Linked DNA regions of Homo sapiens: region 1 is linked to region 2. A link is an interaction called in ENCODE POLR2A ChIA-PET data of the cell type or tissue named here. Cell type or tissue: HepG2. All regions are shown on one strand. Each heading gives the region's core, and the rest is flanking DNA. Links, peaks and the distances in the headings are about the cores only. Region 1 overlaps WDR81 (WD repeat domain 81). Region 2 overlaps SMYD4 (SET and MYND domain containing 4).

What was found. ChIA-PET counts read pairs that join two places held together with the same protein. Peaks named below come from ENCODE experiments on the same cell type or tissue, not always from the same donor. Only the 100,000 strongest peaks of a DNase experiment are listed, where the experiment ranks them.
Region 1: POLR2A ChIA-PET joins it to region 2 with 12 read pairs; 14 of 35 experiments call an interaction of 5 or more read pairs at or near these places.

What each region holds. Positions count from the first base shown.
Region 1 is chr17:1,733,459-1,738,825 of GRCh38, reverse strand. WDR81 (WD repeat domain 81) reads right to left here. Exons shown (of 10, transcript NM_001163809.2): 7 at 4,610-5,299; 8 at 3,109-3,254; 9 at 2,608-2,787; 10 at 241-1,461. The coding sequence ends at 1,141. Among named protein-coding and RNA genes, the nearest start is that of SERPINF2, 6.7 kb to the left of the region's middle. RefSeq lists a silencer at 1,897-2,191 and enhancers at 2,432-2,947, 2,948-3,465. In HepG2, for the core only: no CTCF peak of the experiment used is centred there; DNase peaks (open chromatin) are centred at 1,765, 2,225 and 2,845.
Region 2 is chr17:1,808,547-1,813,913 of GRCh38, reverse strand. SMYD4 (SET and MYND domain containing 4) reads left to right here. Exons shown (of 11, transcript NM_052928.3): 3 at 1,799-1,943. Among named protein-coding and RNA genes, the nearest start is that of SMYD4, 19 kb to the left of the region's middle. In HepG2, for the core only: no CTCF peak of the experiment used is centred there; a DNase peak (open chromatin) is centred at 3,093.

The DNA.
Region 1 (5,367 bases), core at 109-5,108, 75 kb after region 2:
CAGGCCCCTTCCCACCCTCACTGTCCTGGAAACTGCTGGGTCTCGACTTTCCCCACCCTGACACCACCAGCAAGATAAGCCTCAGGCTGGGCGTGGTGGCTCATGCCTGTAATCCCAACACTTTGGGAGGCCGAGGCAGGAGGATCGCTTGAGCCCAGGAGTTGGAGACCAGCTTGGGCAACATAGTCAGACTCCATCTCTATTGAAAAAAAAAAAAAAGACAAGCCTCAGTTCACCCCATGGCTCTTCCAAAGGATTTATTGGTCCTATTTACATCTATTGCAAATTGTGAGAAGGCAGCAGGGGCCAACCCCTGGACCTCATCTCTGTCTAGAATGTGAGGTCGCAGGGATGCTTAAGTCTTCCTCTGGCAGAGACCCGAGGTGCAGAGATGATTCTTCTCACCCCTTCTCTCAGGGTCGTGGAGCCCCAGCAGGGGTTCAGGGCCCAGAGGCTGCCCCCTCAGCTGAAGGCACAAACACTGTGGTAGGGGTGGGCAGACAACGCATGGACTCACTCCTGGCAGGCGCCACTGGCCAAGTGCACCTTTTCCCCCTGCTCCTAGCCTCCTTCTTCCTTCCCGTCCCGGTCCCACACTGGCCAGGGCCTGGATGGGTGGCCACTTAAACCCCAGACCCAAGCCCTTAACTCCTGGACCACGGCCAGCCTTCCTTAGGCTGGAATCCAAGCACCATCAGTGCCCTGGACCAGGCCAGCTTCCCTGTCCTAGAGGGATGGGACAGAGAGTGCCCAGCGGGGGCTGAGGGGCTAGAGACCGGCTGGGCAGGGCCAGTCTCCCTTCCCCTTCCCGAGCTTCCCTGTCCTCATGTGGACCCAGAGGGCAGAGCTGGGGAGAAGTGAAGGTAGCAACGCTTCCTCCTGCTCTTAACTTCCTGCTTGCTAGGAGCCCTGTGTCCCCAAGCCATGAATGAGACCCCTCTGGCAGGCTTGGTGGCTCTGGTGATTCAGGGGCCAGGACTCCCCCACTCCATTTGCAGGCCCTAGTTGGCAGGCCATGTGGGCACCCAGGGCGTGGGACCCAGGGCCTCCCTGGAGGGAGCTGCTGCTCAGGGAACAGGGTGAGTGGACACGCGCCCGCAGATGTCTTCCCACCCTTGCCCGGCCAGCTCCTGCCTCAGTCTATGCCAGGAGGCGGATAACCCCGTTGTCTGAGCCCAGCAGGAGGTGGCGTTTAGTGGGCAGCAAGGCCAGGCTGGTGAGCGTGCCGCGGAAGTTCTCAGAGCTGAGCTTCGTGGTGGCCTGCGAGGGTGGCTCAAGCAGGGAGCAGACGCCAATCTTGTTGGACACGGTGCCAGTGACCACCTCGCTGCCGTACAGGTCAAAGGTGTGGATGGGGTCGGATGCTGACTTGTAGTGATGGGTGGGCTTCTGCTCCAGCTCCTTCCAGACGGTCAAGGAATGGTCAGAGGAGGAGCTGACCAGGACGCTGCCCTCCACCGCCTGTCCCGGGAGAGGAGAGCCTCAGCAGGAGCCTGGGTCCTTCTGCATACCCTTGGGCCCCAAGGCCTTCCCAGTTCCCTCCGCAGTTTCTCTCCAGGGAGACAGGCCGTCCTGGGTGGGTGACAAGCCGCCACCCTCCCACACACACCATATTCACGTTGGTTCATTTTAATACGCTCAGCATCCGTAACCCAGTCGTCACTCTAACTTGAGAACTACGCACAGGCATGGTGCCAGGCGTGCACGTGACGACCTTGACCTTCGTAACAACCCTATGCGGTGGATGCTGCCATTGTCCCCATTTCACAAACAGGAAAAGTGAGGCTCAGAGAAGTGAAGTAACCATACCAAGGTCATGGGGCCAGCAAGCAGCAGAGCTGGGATTAACACCCAGGCTGACCCCAGAGCCCTCCTGACACTTTCTTGGAAAGTTAGAATTTGGGGGCACCTTGAGCTGAGGGTTCCCTGGGGCTCTGGAGGGAGCCAGCGACAGCCTGCTGTCAGCAGGGCAATGCAAGACTCCTGGCCTCCAGCCAAGCTGGGGAGGAAAGTCCCAGCTGCCTGCAGAAATCCTCCCACACGAAGCCCTGTTCCTCCCCTCCTGGGCCTCCCTGAGCAGCTCCCCGAGGCCTGTGACTGAGAATGGAGGGAGGGGGAGGGGAAGGAGACGGGGACAGGATCCCCATGCCCAGGCGTGCTCCTGCCCCCAGCCAGGGCAGCCCGGCAGGGCCATGGACTCTGCTCAGCGGTCTACAGGCAGTAAACAGCCTCCCAGCTCAGCTTTATTTAACCTGAACTAGGTCACGGACAGGGCCTGACCCCTGATCCTCCAAGCAAGACAAATATGGACAAGGGTTACTCATTAGAACATCGCCATGAGCAACAGGGTCAGCCCTGCCCCATAGCTCCCGCCCCACTGCCCCGTGGCTCCCGCCCCCATGGCCTGCCTCCTGCTGAGACCCCTGCAGTGCAACTGGCTCCCAAGGTGGACCGAGAGGGCTACCCTCCCTGCCCAGTTAGTCCTGGACCAGGTATATAAGACAGACCAGTTCGAGCCTGAACCCGGGCAGGCAGACCCTAAGCAGGGGTGATGGCTGGACAGGGGCGGGGGTTGGGCAGCAAGGGGAGGGAGACCCGGCCCGTCACCTTGATCTGCAGAATGTCCCCCTCGTGGGCTGGCCAGCCTCGCAGAACCAGGCCTGTGCGGGTGTCCAGGAGCACCATGAAGCCTGAGGAGAAGCCGGCCACGACACTACGGCCACTGGGGCTGATGGCCAGGGCACGGACAAGCCCAGGGTTCAGCCCACCGCCCAGTCGGAACTCGTGCTGCAGGGAGAGGGCGGCTGAGCTGAGGCACCACCTTCCCATCTCACACTCCCCAAGGCCCTGCCCACCACCCAAGCCCACACAGCAGGAAGGCCTGAGCCTCTGACCCTCATCAGGGGGCATGAAAAGCCCAGAACCCCACCCCCATCACAGGCCAGAGTCCTGCCCCGCAGGATGTGTGGCTGTGGGTGATCTAGCACCAAAGAGAAACTAACTAGGGCCCCAGAACAACATCCTGGCTTTCTGTTTTTGGGGAGTCTCTCCTCCTTGCCAGGTCCCCAGAGAACCAGGCGAGTGCTCAGGGAACTGGACCCCCCTGACCTGCAGACCAGGCTTCCTGCAGTCCACAAAGCGCAGGGTAGAGTCAGAGCTGGCCATGGTGATGCTGGTGTGGGGGGCGGGCATGACAGCCACCGCAGTCAGGGGCACCCGGCTGTCCAGCGGCTCCACTGTGCGAAGGGTCTTCCCTGGGAAGGAAAGTCACAGTGGATCTGGGGTCCCAGCAGCTGACGGAAGAGCCCTGGGAGCTTCTAATCCCCCAACTCACCGCACACCTGCCTCCCGTCCCCCAGGGATCCTTAGAAAATGCTAAAGATGTTTCTCTTTTTTTGAGATGGAGTCTCGCTTTGTCGCCCAGGCTGGAGTGCAGTGGTGCAATCTCGGCTCACTGCAACCTCCACCTCCCAGGTTCAAGCAATTCTCTTGCCTCAGCCTCCCGAATAGCTGGGACTACAGGCGTCCGCCACCACGCCTGGCTAATTTTTTGTATTTTTGGTAGAGACGGGGTTTTACCATGTTAGCCTGGATGGTCTCGATCTCCTGACCTCATGATCCACCCACTTTGGCCTCCCAAAGTGCTGGGATTACAGGCGTGAGCCACCGCGTCCGGCCTTTTTTTGTATTCTTAGTAGAGATGGGGTTTCACCATGTCAGCCAGTCTGGTCTCCAACTCCTGGCCTCCCAGAGTGCTGAGATTACAGGCGTGAGCCACTGCATCGGCCTAAAGATGTTTCTTGACTCTCCCACCTTCCTGCTTCCATGGCCCGGCCAGGCTCCCATCCCCAAAGCAACCTCCTCTCTCTGCACAGTGCTGCTGACCCAATGCCACCTCCCTCTGTCTTCCCCGACACCATCCCTTTCCCCCTTTTAACCATATTTCTCCCTATGGTGACGCCAAAAAATAAGCAACCATTGACCAAATATCTGCTACACATGAAGCCAAAACCCTACATGTGTTATCTTCTTCTTTTTTTTTTTTTTGAGACAGAGTCTCGCTCTGTTGCCCGGGCTGGAGTGCAGTGGTGCGATCTCGGCTCACGGCAACCTCTGCCACCTGAGTTTGAGAGATTCTCCTGCCTCAGCCTCCTGTGTAGTTGGGAGTACAGGCACCCGCCACCACGCCCGGCTAATTTTTGTATTTTTAGTAGAGACGGGGTTTCACCATGTTAGCCAGGATGATCTCGATCTCCTGACCTCGTGATCCACCCGCCTCAGCCTCCCAAAGTGCTGGGATTACAGGCGTGAGCCACTGCGCCCGGCTGTGTGTTATCTTCTACGCCAGTTTTTCTGATTCTCAGTTTATAGATGGGAAAGGAGACGCTTCCAGCAGCAGGAACTTGCTCAAGGTCACTCAGCAAGTAAGCCGGTGGAGCCAATTCAGACTCAAGTCTAACAGATTCGAAGCCCTAACTGTTCTCCTAGGCGGCCTCGCTGGGTCTCCCCAAACTCCGCAGCATTACAGCCCCACCCTCGGGCCCCCTTCCTGGAGGCCTGGTGGGGCGCAGGAGCAGGAAGAGAACAGGCCTCACCTGGGCCCGCTCACCTGTGAAGGGGTCCCAGACGTGCACAGCCCCGTCACAGCTCACCACGTGCTGCGGGGCCTCAAGCTGGCCCACGAAGAAGACGCTCTTGCGGTGCTGGGTGTAGACGAGGCGTGGGGCCGTCTCGCTGGTCCCGTCGCCGTAGTTGTACAGCGGCCAGAGGCGCACGGTACGATCCTTGCTGCCGCTCAGGAAGAAGTCCTCGCTGCTTAGGGGTGCCACGCACTTGACGGCCCCCGAGTGGCCCGGGAAGCTCTGCAGGCGGATCTGGTGGAAGTGAAAGTGGGCATCCTGCTGGCTCACGCCGATCTCGTACTGCCAGTACGCCAGCCAGTTTCCGCTCAGCCCGTGCACGCTCCGCGGCAGCTCCTGCTTCAGGGCGTTGTCGTCGCTCCCGCTGCCCAGGCCCCCGCCACCCACCCCCGAGATGGGGCCCAGTGGTCCGGGGTTCTCAGGCCGAGAGTCATTGGGGATCTGAATGCGGTTCCCCACCAGGACGCTCCCAAAGGTCCCTGAGTGGCCGTCATCCTGAGGGCAGCCCCCACCATGGGGGTCCCACTCGGGCCCGGTGCCGGGCATGGTGGGCTCCACGCTGGCAGGGTTGCGACTGCTGGGGCTGATGCTCTCCAAGTACAGCGCCGCCAGCTCCCCAACCAGCTCGTGGTTGGGGATGATTTTCCGGATGATGTCACCTGGATAGGAGTGGGAGAGGTCCTGAGACAGGGAAGATGGCAGGCGGCTGCTATCACCCATCCAAGGA
Region 2 (5,367 bases), core at 76-5,075:
GTCAAAGAGAATAGTCTAGGTTATTCTATATTATTTCTTTTTATTGGAAAATAGGTATATTTTTTGTTAGTATGTGTATATGTCTCTATATTTATGTATTAGTTCAGCTTTATTAATTTTGTAGAGCATTTGTATATTTATTTCTTAAACTTCTTAGTTTGAAATAATTTCAGACTTACTTGCAAAAATAGTATAAAGAGGCCAGGCACAGTGGCTCACACCTGTGATCTAGCACTTTGGGAGGCCAAAGTGGGCAGATTGCCTGAGCTCAGAAGTTCAAGACCGGCCTCGGCAACATGATGAGACCCCATCTCTACTAAATATACAAAAAATTAGCTGGGCGTGGTGGCTCACACTCCTAGCTACTCCTGAGGCTGAGGCACAAGAATCACTTGCACCCAGGAGGCGGAGGTTGCAGTGAGCCGAGATCGTGCCAGTGCTGCACTACAGCCTGGGCAACAAAGTGAGACTCTGTCTCCAAAAAAAAAAGTACAAAGAATTGGTGAATTCTTCCAAATTTCGCAAGTGTTAACGTTTTACTACATTTACTTTATGATTCATTCTCATTATCTCTCTTCTGTCAGCCACTCAAGTATTTTCAGCAGTTGAAGTGGAGAATACTCCTTGATTCAAAAGACACCATATATTAGTCTCATTTTCCAGACTCAAGATCCTGGCTGGGCCCAGTAGCACATGCCTGTAATCCCAACACTTTGGGAGGCCCAGGCAGGCGGATCACTTGAGGTCAGGAGTTCAAGACAAACCTGGCCAAAATGGTGAAACCCTGCCTGTACTGAAAATACAAAAATTGGCTGAACGTGGTGGTGCATGCCTGTAATCCCCGCTACTCGGGAGGGTGAGGCAGGAGAATCACTTGAACCCAGGAGACAGAGTTTGCAGTGAGCTGAGATTGCACCACTGCACTCCAGCCTGGGTGACAGAGCGAAACTCTGTCTCAAAAAAAAAAAATCTTTTATGATGTATGATCCGAGGGATGGTTCGTTGGCCAATAATTATGAGATAAAGAATAAAAAATTAGCCTTCAGTCCTCTAAATAGAAATTCTGGCCAGGTGCGGTGGCTCACGCCTGTATTCCCAGCACTTTGGGAGGGTGAGGCAGGTGGACCATTTGAGGTCAGGAGTTCGAGACCAGCCTGGCTAACATGGTGAAATGCTTTCTCTACTAAAAATACAAAAATTAGCTGGGCCTGGTGATGGGCGCCTGTAATCCCACCTATTCAGGAGGCTGAGGCAGGAGAATCACTTGAACCAGGGAGGCGGAGGTTGCAGCGAGCCGAGATCATGATTCTGCACTCCAGCCTGGGTGACAGTGAGACTCCATCTCAAAAAAAAAAAAAAAAAAAAAAAGAAATTCTGCTGATCATTTGAGCCCAGGAGTTCAAGACCAGCCTGGGCAACATGGCAAAACCCCACCTCTACTAAAAGTACAAACATTAGCCAGGCCTGGTGGCACACATCCTCCCAATTAGTGCCAGCTACTCAGGAGGCTGAGGTGGGAGAATCATCTGAGCCTGGGAAGTCAAGGCTGCAGTGAGTGGAGATGGCACCACGGCACTCCAGCCTGGGTGACAGAGTGAGACCCTGTCTCAAAAAATTCTGGTCCCTGTGTCTCTGAGACTATGAGATTTCTTTCCTCTAATCACATTGCACAATGTACATATCCTCATGTGTGTGAAATGTTTTGCGGGCCCACTTTCTTGTTTTGAGGGCAATGGTTTAGAGCTTTCCTTGAAATAACACATTTCTGCTTACTTTGTTTCCTCCTTTCTTCATGCAGACCTGAGGATGAGCTGTTTCTAAAAAGACTTTCTAAAGGTTACTTGGTGGGAAAGGACTCGGACGCTCCTCTTTTCTACAGAGAAGAAGGAAACAAAAAATTTCAGGAGAAAGATTACACAGGAGCTGCAGTGCTGTACTCTAAGGTAAAACACTCCCAGCTCAAGCAATTTATTATTTATTTTTCTCTGAGACAGAATCTTGCTGTGTTACCCAGGCTGGAGTACAGTGGTATAATCTCAGCTCACTGCAACATTCGCCTCCTGGGTTCAAGCGATCCTCCCACCTTAGTCTCCTGAGTAGCTGGGATTACAGGCATGTGGCACCACGCCCAGCTAATTTTTGTATTTTTAGTAGAGATGGGTTTTCGCCATGTTGGCCAGGCTGGTCTCAAACTACTGACCTCAGGTGTTGCGCCCGCCTCAGCCTCCCAAAGTGCTGGGATTACAGGCATGAGCCACCATGCCCTGCCCAGCCCAGCAATGTAACAATGCGTGTTTCTTCAGGAGATGGACCCATATTGCTAAATTGTATAGCCAGTGTTATCTTTGTCTATAATTTATTGAATGGATTTGAAAAAGAAACCTGGCGGAATTCTGCTGTGGTTATAGTCTGAAACAAAAGGTAGTTTTTAGGCCCAGCACAGTGGTTCACACCCGTAATCCCAGCCCTTTGGGAGGCTGAGTCGGGAGGATCACTTGAGGCCAGGGGTTCAAGACCAGCCTGGACAATATAGGGAGACCCCTTCTCCACACACACAAATTTTTTTTAAATTAGCCTGACTAGTGGTGGCATGCATCTGTGGTCCTGAAACGGAAAAAGTTCCCTTGTTCCCCTCGCAGGGCGTGCGATGGAGGTGTGGCTCGCTTCCTCCGTGCCCTGCTACTCAAACCTCTAGGGGAGCATATAGATGGGCAGGCTGCGGGGCTCCGACCCCAGGGCAGTGTCTAGGGATGAATGTTTACAGTTGAAGCCCCAGTGGGCGTGTGTTACAGGGTGCTCTTTTAGTTTGCTGTCTATACGCGGCTTGTGTTAACCAGCTCAGTTAAACTCTCCACCTTGTCGCAAGGACAGAGGGCTTCCTGTATCCCGGGTTCTTGCCTTGGTGTGCTGGAAGAATCGGATCACACGTGGGCTTTAAGAATGAGTGCAAGGTTTTATTGAGTAGAAGTAGCTCTCAGCAGGTTGGGAGCCAGAAGGGAGATGGTTTTCCCCTGGAGTCAGGCCACTCAGAGGCCCACCTCTTTACCAGCTGCTCTGGCCAAAGTCCGTGTCCTTCTGCACTGGTCGATGGCATGCCGATGCCTGTCGGCTGCTCTTCCGCCGGCATACTCCTGACAACATCCAGCTGCTTATGTGTCTGCCTGCTAGGGTCTTGGGTTTTTATAGGCCCAGGCTGGGGGGCGTGGCAAACCAGGGTGGTCTTGGAAAATGCAACATTTGGGCGCGAAGGCGGGAGTGCTTGTCCTCACCTGGGTCAGTGGACACAGGCCCAAGGGTGAAGCCCTACCCAGGGACCCGCCTTTCTCTACACAGCAGTTCCCTGCCCCCCTCCCATATCAGTCCCAGCCAGTCAGGAGGCTGAGGCAGGAGGGTCACTGAGCCCGGGAGTTCCAGGCTTCAGTGAGCTGTGATCACTGCAACATTTGCCTCCCGGGTTCAAGCGATCCTCCCACCTTAGTCTCCTGAGTAGCTGGGATTACAGGTATGCGGCACCACGCCCAGCTAATTTTTGTATTTTTAGTAGAGATGGGTTTTCGCCATGTTGGCCAGGCTGGTCTCTGCACTACCCTGGGTGACAGAGTGAGACCCTGACTCAAAAAAAAAAAAGTAATTTATGTGTTCTGAATTTCTTCAAGAAACTTCTATTTCCATATTCCTTCCGATACCCTGTAGCAGTAAGCTTATGGGCCCCTCGCCTGCCTTGCCCATGTCTGTCAGCCCTTGTTGAACTACATGCCATTTTTGTCTGAATGTCTGATGAGACTGTTAGCTTGATAGAATTAGTAATCTATTATTCTTGGCTGGGCACAGTGGCTCACACTTGTAATCCCAGCCCTTTGGGAGGCTGAGGCAGGAGGATTGTTTAAGCCCAGGAGTTCAAGACCAGCCTGGGCAACATAGCAAGACCCCATCTGTAAAATAACGTATAAATGGGCCGGACACAGTGGCTCACACCTGTAATCCCAGCATTTTGGGAGGCCGAGGTGGGTGGATCAGGAGATTGAGACCGTCCTGGCTAACATGGTGAAACCCCATCTCTACTAAAAATACAAAAAATTAGCCGGGCACGGTGGCGGGCGCCTGTAGTCCCACCTACTCAGGAGGCTGAGGCAGGAGAATGGCGTGAACCCGGGAGGCGGAGCTTGCAGTGAGCCGAGATCGCGCCACTGCACTCCAGCCTGGGCGACAGAGCGAGACTGTCTCAAAACAATAATAATAGGCCGGGCGCGGTGGCTCACGCCTATAATCCCAGCACTTTGGGAGGCCGAGGCGGGTGGATCACAAGGTCAGGGGTTTGAGACCAGCCTGACCAACATGGTGAAACCCCGTCTCTACTAAAAATACAAAAAAATTAGCTGGGCGTGGTGGCGGGCGCCTGTAATCTCAGCTACTCAGGAGGCTGAGGCAGGAGAATTGCTTGAACCCGGGAGGCAGAGGTTGCAGTGAGCCGAGATCGCACCACTGCACTCCAGCCTGGGCGACAGAGCAAGACTCTGTCTCAAAAAAAAAAATAATAATAATAATAACAATAATAATAATGTATAAATGACTCTTATTGTCCTGCTTTCATAGTAAGAACTGGAACAAGATCCCCTGAGCAACTTCCTTCCGTAGCTTTTAAGATACTTATATGGGCTTAAAGCAGGAGTATGACAATCTCTTGCACCAGTTCTGTGACCTTGGATATTAAAAGAATAAGTTTAAATTTGAAGGGTAGGCTGGGCACAGTGGCTCACTCGTGTAATTCCAACACTTTGGGAGACCGAGGCGGGAGGATTGCCTGAGCCCAGGAGTTCAAGACAGGCCTAGGCAACACAGCGAGGCCCTGTCTCTGTTAAAAACAAAATTTGTTTTTCATTTGAAGGGTGTACATCCTACTCTGAATCTTTAACAGGTTTATGCTTGAACGTGCTTGAAGTTTGGGATTAATTTTCCAAAAACGATCACACCTACAACAGCAGCTTCTACAGCTGATAAAATCCCTGCTTTGTAGTGTTGTAATAAAGTATTTAGCTAAATAATGTAAGCTTTAGTGGTTGCTGAGGGATTAAAGTCCATTAGGTGTAATGATCCAGTGATAAATGGCTTAATAGTTCTTTTTTCAGAGCTAATCTCTTCAACTTTATGTATGTGCATCATAAATGTGATCACATGGGAAGTTCTTCAAGGAAAACAGGGAAAATAAAAACTGAAGCCAGAGAAAAAATTAAGGTTTGCTCTGAATGTGGAGGGAGATGAGCCTTCCTATTTCATGAAGCCAGTATGTTGGTGATTATGGTACTCTGCAATTTTCTAGAAAGCTGCTATTTTCTTTCTTTTTAAAAATATTTGTTGTTTTTGTCTGAT